2 separate regions of the Mus musculus genome follow, and region 1 is linked to region 2. A link is a contact called in ENCODE Hi-C or POLR2A ChIA-PET data. All regions are on one chromosome and are shown on one strand. Each heading gives the region's core, a stretch centred on a gene start or an enhancer-like site at or near the end of the contact. The rest is flanking DNA. Distances are from core to core; before and after follow the strand shown.

The links. Hi-C counts contacts between places; a loop is a spot of excess contacts on that map. ChIA-PET counts read pairs that join two places held with the same protein, here RNA polymerase II (POLR2A).
Region 1: a map of heart shows a loop between it and region 2 (4-fold over the local background). The contact joins the promoter of Got2 here to the promoter of Slc38a7 in region 2. A Hi-C loop is called at or near these places in 9 of 37 maps with a recorded cell type or tissue (adrenal gland, heart, left cerebral cortex and 1 more). POLR2A ChIA-PET finds 5 or more read pairs at or near these places in 4 of 5 experiments (Patski and embryonic stem cell).

Annotation. Positions count from the first base shown.
Region 1 is chr8:95,885,993-95,889,893 of GRCm38, reverse strand. Got2 (glutamatic-oxaloacetic transaminase 2, mitochondrial) reads left to right here and starts at 1,493. Exons shown (of 10, transcript NM_010325.3): 1 at 1,493-1,677. The coding sequence starts at 1,589.
Region 2 is chr8:95,850,756-95,854,803 of GRCm38, reverse strand. Slc38a7 (solute carrier family 38, member 7) reads left to right here and starts at 1,313. Exons shown (of 12, transcript NM_172758.4): 1 at 1,313-1,332; 2 at 1,897-2,002.

The sequences.
Region 1 (3,901 bases), core at 244-2,743, 35 kb before region 2:
CCCAGCAACCACATGGTGGCTCACAACCATCTGTAATTGGATCTGATGCCCTCTTCTGGTGTGTCAGCAACAGGATGCTCATACAACATTAAATAAATATCTATTTTTTTTTAATCTAGCCCAAGGTCAGGGAGACACATGTGCCAGAAGACAGTAAGTTAGGGTAGACCAGAATGTGATTCCATGTAGGGATCTGGACTTCATGCAACAGCCCTGGAAGAAATGAAGATATCCTAAAGAGGCACTGTGTCTATCAATTTGACTACTGAAACAATGGAACCCAAAGAAATGGCAATATCTCTAGGAATCTCATACTGAAATAAGAAAAGGCCCCAGCCAGAGAGGCAACCTTTCTCCCAGAGAGTCTATACAGTTCTAGCAACTTATCAGATCCATCACCTTATAGGATGGGTTAATGGCAGGCAGGAACACAAGCTGACTGGGAATCTGTTTACGTTGGAATCTCTCATTTGAACCCCGAAGGAAAACTGGATCTTTCTGTCCAACTTCCTAGTGTGGCCACATTGAGTAAAAAAAAAAAAAAAAAATTTCGAGACAGGGTTTCTCTGTGTAGACCAGGCTGGCCTCGAACTCTGAAATCCACCTACCTCTGCCTCCCAAGTGCTGGGATTAAAGGCATGCACCACCACCACCCAGCAAGTAAATCTTTTTCTGCTTTTCACTATTTTACTTTGTTTGAGGACCAGTGACCTGGGCCTGGTTTGCAGCACATGCTGTGGCCCCCAGATTTGATAACAATCACACAGACAACTGAAGTGGCCGGAGAAATTAGACTGGCAATCTATACAGATTTCTGCAAGGCATCCCTGGGAAATAATGGCCCATGTTCAGAGTGAATTCGGTCAACTTGTGGACTTGTCTCAAATTCATTCTCCCAGCCTTTAAAAGCTTATTCATTTCTTCCAAACATAATTATGAAGACTTGATGTGCAAAAGTTTGTCGTTGGTCCTGGGTAATTTTGTATTGACTAATCAGGCTTTTTTTTTTTTTTTTTTTTTTTTTTTTTTTTTTTTTTTAGGGCATAATCTGCTAATCTCACAAGTTAATACTCACAACTGCCCCACAAAATATGCCTGTTGTCCTCTAACAGGGACATGAAAGCATTCTGAACCTTGAGAGACTTGCACTTGGGGAAACTAGTGGGTTGAAAGGAAAACCACACTGGAGCATTAGGAAAAAAAAAAAATACTTCCTCGGGTCAGTTTACATTTTTTTCCTTCTTTCAAACTGGCACGCTAGGCAGCTGCCTCTAGCGTAGCGGATGATTAACTGGAAGCAGAGCGCTGAGCACTGTGGACTGCGCATCCTCACATACAAGCTTCACAGGATTTATAGGCAGCGATTAGCAGTGCCCTTGCGAGTTTCCATGACCTCCGTGGAGGCGTCGTCGTTCTACCCCCGACCGCAAGGGGCCGCTGCGACATGATTCGCTCCAGGCGCAGGGCCGCTCTAGCCACGCCCAGGGAAGTCACTGTCCTCACCTTTTAGGAGCCCGCGCCTCGGTTCCAGCGGACGCTTCCCCAGATCTCGGCTCTACCACCATCCACTGCCGTCTTACCGCCCACCATGGCCCTCCTGCACTCCAGCCGCATCCTCTCCGGGATGGCTGCTGCCTTTCACCCAGGCCTAGCTGCTGCAGCCTCTGCCAGAGCCAGGTGAGCCGAGGGATACAGAGATGCAGCGGCACCGCGGGCCTGCCCCTGCCCAGCCGAACTGTGGACCCTGTGAAACCTGCACCCCACCCCGCGATCGGACACACGTGCGCACCTCGTGTGTCCCCAAGGGTTGACTGTCCCGAGTCTTAGAGTCCAGTGTCTGCGCCCCGGGGTGACCCCAGGACCCCTCATCCCTCCCCTGTATCTCCGGACAGAGGGCCAGCGTAGCCCCCGAGGTGGGAATTGTGGTTCTCGACTGCACCCAGAATCCCATTCTAGCGGGTGATGGGGGGTCCCAGATGTGGACTCAGCACAGTGGGGTGCGGGGCAAGGGGTGAGCACGTGGGCGGTGGCGCTGGGCCATCCTCTAGCCGATTGGCTATGGTGCCGGAGCTGCCTGTCGCTGATTGGCTGTGGTGCAGGGGGGCGCGCATGTCCTTGACCAGCTGCCCTGCGGGACAACAGGTCCAGCTGTCGGGGTCCAGAGGGTTAAATCTGCCAGTGCTGTGTAGAAGCAGCGTGCGTGACGGGGGGAAATGTGACCACATGCAAGGAGGTTCTGGGGGCGTCCAGATCCGGTGTGCATCCATGACCTTGGCGTAGTGCATCCTTCAGTGTCACCACAGTAGTGCCTGATGATCCCCTATCCCCTGACAGACCAGCCTGGCCTTTGGATGGAAAAGGGTTGAAGTGTAATGTACTTTCTTTGTTTTAAACCCTTGGGAGATTCTGTTGACTGGAAGCCATCAATCTTTCCCTGCATTTCAGTCGGCTCTTTGCTCCTTAAAATATTTCGTAACCCAGTTTCTCCGAGCCAGGCACTGGACCAGTTGCTGGTGATGCAGCTGTGAGCAAGACAAGAGGACTGACTTCCTTTTTTAAAAAAAGACAAATGAGTCATCTTAAACTAAGGTGTACTGAAAGTGCCAGGCCTAAACGGGAACTAGTAACTCCTGATTCTTCCTTGGGCCTCAGAAGAGCAGATTTGAGACAGTCTCCTGGAGTACGGCAGACACCTCCCCGGGGCACATACTAACTGGGAGCGAAGCCTACGTAACTTTTTATGCTTGCCTTCTTCCCTTTGAATGTGTTCAAGCATCTTCAAGGTAGTAGAACAGTCTGTCCTTCCCAGAGCCCGTTTTTTTGGCTCCATGCCAATGGGTGCCCTTTTACGCCTACCCACCTGAAGGGGAGGAGAAACGGGGGAGAGTTATTTATGCTGCAATTTGGAGAACAAAAATGAGGTACTTGTATGGGTAGGAGGAAAATCAGTTTTCCCGTTATTTTAACCTTGAAATATCCCTGTTTGTAATGTATATCTATATACCCGAAATACCTGACCTTCACTTAAACTGCTTGGCCCGGTTTCCCCTTGGATGTGACTGCTTAGTGATTTCAGTCTGAGAGCCTGACTGCTGTTTCTTTTCTGTCATTTCCCAGTTAGAATTTAAGGTAAGGGATAGCAGAGACCTTGGCAACTTAGTTCTGAGTTGTATCTAAACGCTTGCTTGCTTCTGTGTCGGGGTTACGTAGCCCTGGCTAGTCTGAAACTTACTATGTACACCAGGCCTGCCTGGGACACAGCTGCAGTCATTTTACCTGTAGCTTTCTAATGTTACTACAGCTTCCTTCTCCCTTCCCCCAGGGATAGAACCCAGGGCCTCAGTGCATACCAGGCAAGCACTGTGCCAGAGATACAGGCCTGGCCCGTGAAATGCCTTTCACTTTGTATATTTTTATTTCAAGCCCTCATTTTATAAACAAATACAGCATTTTTTTTTTTCATTTTTAGATCAAAATCTACACATGGTCCTGGAAACCAAAAATTTAGGGGCATGAGACAGGGGAATTGCTTTGAGTTAAAGTCCATTCTCCTAAGCTACAAAAAAAAAAAAAAAAGTTCCAGGCCAGCCTGTGCTAGAGTGGGACTGTAAATAAGAAAACGTTTCAAAAGCTGCTTAAACCTCTGGGAATATGAGGCCTTTGTAATGCTTATCTGAATACTTTGTACCTAGCATCTTTTGGTTGAGTGGTCACCGTTGCTCAATGTTTGTGGCCCTGCAAGTCTCTGTCCAAAGGGCATTGTACGAATCATTTTGTAGGCCATGGGTTATCAGTTTACCCCCGGAGCACTCTGGTTTTCAACTAATGCTATGTCTTTACAAATAGCAGAGCTCTCCCAGGTCTATAATCTTCACAGTTTTAAGGCGTGGGATAATGAGGG
Region 2 (4,048 bases), core at 64-2,563:
CTGCCTCTGCCTCCTGAGTGCTGGTATTAAAGGTGTGCGCCACCACGCCCGGCTCTATATTATTTCTTATGTCTGTACTTGGCTCTGCTAATCTCAGTAACATCGCCTCCTTTTTCATCTTGGGCCGGTGGGGTGGGGAGGTAGCATTGCTTCCTGAGCCAGGATTTTATTGTGGAACCCAAGCTAGCTTCAAGCTCACTGCTCTCCTGCCTCAGTCTGTTGAATGCTGGGTTTACAGGCATGTGTCCCATACCCAACTTTTTCAAATGAGAGGTAGACCCATTGAGAGGCTCAACGTGTAAAGGCACTTGTTACCAACCCTGAAGACCTGAACTCAATCCCCAGAAGCCACAGGATGAAAGGAGGGAAGCAACTCGTGAGAGTTGCCCTGTGGACTCCCCGTGCATACTGTGAATGCACAGACACACGTAAGTAAATGTAAAAGGAAAAACTGGTGCTGGAGAGATGGCTCAGAGGTTAAGAGAACTGTCTGCTGTTCCGGAGGTCCTGAGTTCAATTCCCAGCAACCACATGGCTCACAACCATCAGTAATGAGATCTGGTGCACTCTTCTGCCCTGTAGGATACAGGCAGAACGCTGTATACATAATAAATAAATAAATCTTTTAAAAGAGAAAAAAGAAAGAAAGAAAAGAAAAAATAATAATTAAACTAGACTGTGAATATAATTGAAAGATATCGCTCCTTCCTGGGGCTCAGATTCAAGTTCTAGAACCACAAATAAAGAGGCAGAAAAGGACTTCCTTTATAAACGGCATACAGCCCAGAAGCCAAAGCTCTAGGCAATTCACCTTCATTCAATAAGTCGAGAGCCTGAACCGCCTCAAACATTTCCGAAATCTAGCCTTGAGGTTGTAGCCAGGGATTAATGAATGCTCAAACTGACTCTTTCTCTCTCTCTCTCTCTTGTTCAAAGGTCCCTCACACTCCTCAGTCAAAGAAACTCTGGGGTCACTTGCTGTGGCAATGAATGCAGGAACAAACATAATGAGGCCAAATAGCTTTGGCCCGTGGCTCCTGAGGACAAAGATGCCAAACCTCTTAACGCTCTTTCCAGGAGGAAGGAACAGTGTTTAATTTGGCCAAGGGACCAAGTCTAAAAATAACTGGATAAACGGGTTGGCAGAAAGCTAGGCTGGCTCAGAACTATTGTTGGGTTGAGAAGCTGGTGTGGTCCGATGGTGACACTGACTTAAAAACTACAACTCCCAGAGTTTCCTGCGGCCTGTGCTAGCTGGACGGTCATGTGATTCAGGCTCACGTGTTACTTGAGTCGGCTCCGGAACAACGCCTACAAGGTATGTGAAAGGAGGTACGGGAGGTGCAAGGTGGGGTTGTAGGGTTCTTGGGTCTTCAGAGTTCCCCATCACTGCTGAGACCAGATCCCTGTAGGGCTCCACAGCCGTCTTTGCCTGTTGCTTTCTGCTGCACCAGTCCAGCCACACCTTAGCCTGACGGCTCTCCACTCAGTCCTAGGCCAGGATCGAGTTAGCTTTGGAGTTAAAAACGCAACCCACCGCTTTTTCGCCAGGCTTGGGGCTCATCCCAACCCACCCTGGTCAGGTGCTCGCTGTCCCACCTCCTAATGCAATCCAAACCTCGTGTTTCAGTGCTGGTCCCGGGCTGGTCTGGGAACCATGTGAGATCTGTTCCATCTCCGACCTAATAAATAATGTGCATCGTGCTTATAGCTCTGGCCCCGCCAACTGCTCACCGTGACTTTAATGTAACCTCTTTCCTTCGTGTACCTTTTCCCTATTTGAACTGGCACTCCACTCCTTGCTATAGGTTATTCAGAACCACTCAGTGTAATCTCCCACCCCCTGCCCTGGTAGCCAGCTGCAAAAGGTCAAACTCTTCTCTCTTCTGACTGCAGATTTTTAGATAAAGCCTTGAGAAGAACTTGAGGCCAAAAGGGGAGGTGAGGGGGCTCTGACCCCATACCTTTAGGCAGAGGAAACAGCCCTCTTCTAGATTAGCAGGTAAGTTGGGCTAAATGATTGGGGCCGAGGTAAAAGCTCTTAGAGCAGTGAGAGTGGTCCAAGGGATGGGGTTGCTCGTCCTGAGCTTTTGTGTGGTTGCAGGAGAGGCTGGGCAAATGGCCGAGGACTGGGTAGGGGTGCCAAAAGGAAACCTGCTTCCTAGAGAGACTTAGGGTCACGGGACCTTGAAGTATGTTTTTCTGCGGTGTGAGCAATGTGGAAGGGATGGCCTTAGACCTCTCTGGAGCAATGCCTGGACCAGGGGAGTCCCCAGACTGCCTTTACTACTCACCACTGAGATTTTGCTGAGTTGCTGGCTGGGAAGGGAGATTGCGTCATAAGAGGAAGAAGTCTGTGGCCAGACTGGTGTTTCTGATTCTGGCCCCAGCAGAGGGCCCCAGCACTGGGACTGTGTCCCTTAATTGCTGGATGGCAGATGTCCCAGAGCACTTGCACTTCTCTCTTCTTTCCTGGGTTGATGTTCCCAGCTTTGTCCATCATTAGAAGGCACATCTGGGAAGCATCCTCAGGGGCCTATGTACTGTTCTAGACCTCCTCCATTGCGGTGGGCTGACCTTATCAGGAGGGTTGGAGAGTGGTTGTGGCTGAATCACTGCCTTTGTGGGGAGGAAATGGGATTTTAAAACAACAACAACAAAAAAGGTTTATTTATTTTATGTATATGAATACACTTTCGCTCTCTTCAGACACAGCAGAAGAGGGCATCAGATCCCATTACAGATGGTTGTGAGCCACCATGTGTTTGCTGGGAATTGAACTCAGGACCTCTGGAAGAGCAGTCAGTGCTCTTAAACGCTGAGCTGTCTCTCCAGCCCGGGACTTATTTATTTATTTATTTATTTTTATTTTGGTTTTTCGAGACAGGGTTTCTCTGTGTGTCGTCCTGGCTGTCCTGGAATTCACTTTGTAGACCAGGCTGGCCTCGAACTCAGAAATCTGCCTGCCTCTGCCTCCCACGTGCTGGGATTAAAGGCATGTACCACCACCGCACAGCGATTTTTTTTTTAAACTACAGAAAATAAGAATGTGAATGAATGAACATTCCATAGTTCCTATATGGAGGTCAGAGACCAACCTGCCCATTCTTTCTGTCCACTGAATGGGTCCCAGGGATCGAACTCAAGTCATTAATCTTGATTGCAAGTACTTTTACCCATTCAGCCATCTTACCAGCCCCAAAGTAGAGGTTGTTAGGGACCATCTCCCAAGCCTCATCTATGTTAAGCACAGGCTGCACCAGGCCCACCCAGGTAATGCTTACTAATATCAGCATACTCTTCACAAGAAAGCTTACACCATGAAAACGCTTGGGGGGCGAGGGGGGGGGCTAAAGTGACTTACCCAAGGTCACGCAGGTAGGAAGTGGACAGGCTAGCTTTTGGCTGAGTCTAAGACGAGAGCATAGCCCCTCCCAACTCAGGTGTGTGTGTGTGCATGTTTGGTTGGTTTTTTGAGACAGAATTATACTATATAGCCCAGAACTAGCTATGTGGTCCAAGCTGACCTTGAAATCACACCAGTCCTCCTGCCTCAGCCTCCCAAACACTGAGATTACAGGCATGAGCTTCCTTAGGGTTGCTCTTAAGTGTGGGCTTAGCTGTGTCTGTTTAAGAAACGTTATTCCTCTCGGAGGTTCAGACTCTGCACTGCAGTGAGAACACTGAGGATTGGTTTTCAGAAGAGTGAGCCTCCTGGTTTTCAAGGCAAAAGGAAAGCCTGAAGTTAGGTTGTGTATAACCCGATAGTGAAAACATTCGAATGAGAAGCCCTCTCTCTAAGTCCAGCCAGCCCAGGAAGGAGGCAGAGGCAAACAGATGAATGTTCTAGGCCATATAAGAATGTTCTAGGGGCTGGAGAAATGGCTCAGCAGGTAAGAGCACTGACTGCTCTTCCAAAGGTTATGAGTTCAAATCCCAGCAACCACATGGTGGCTCACAACCACCCATAATGAGACCTGATGCCCTCTTCTGGTGTGTCTGAAGACAGCTACAGTGTACTTAGATATAATAATAAAATAAATCTTAA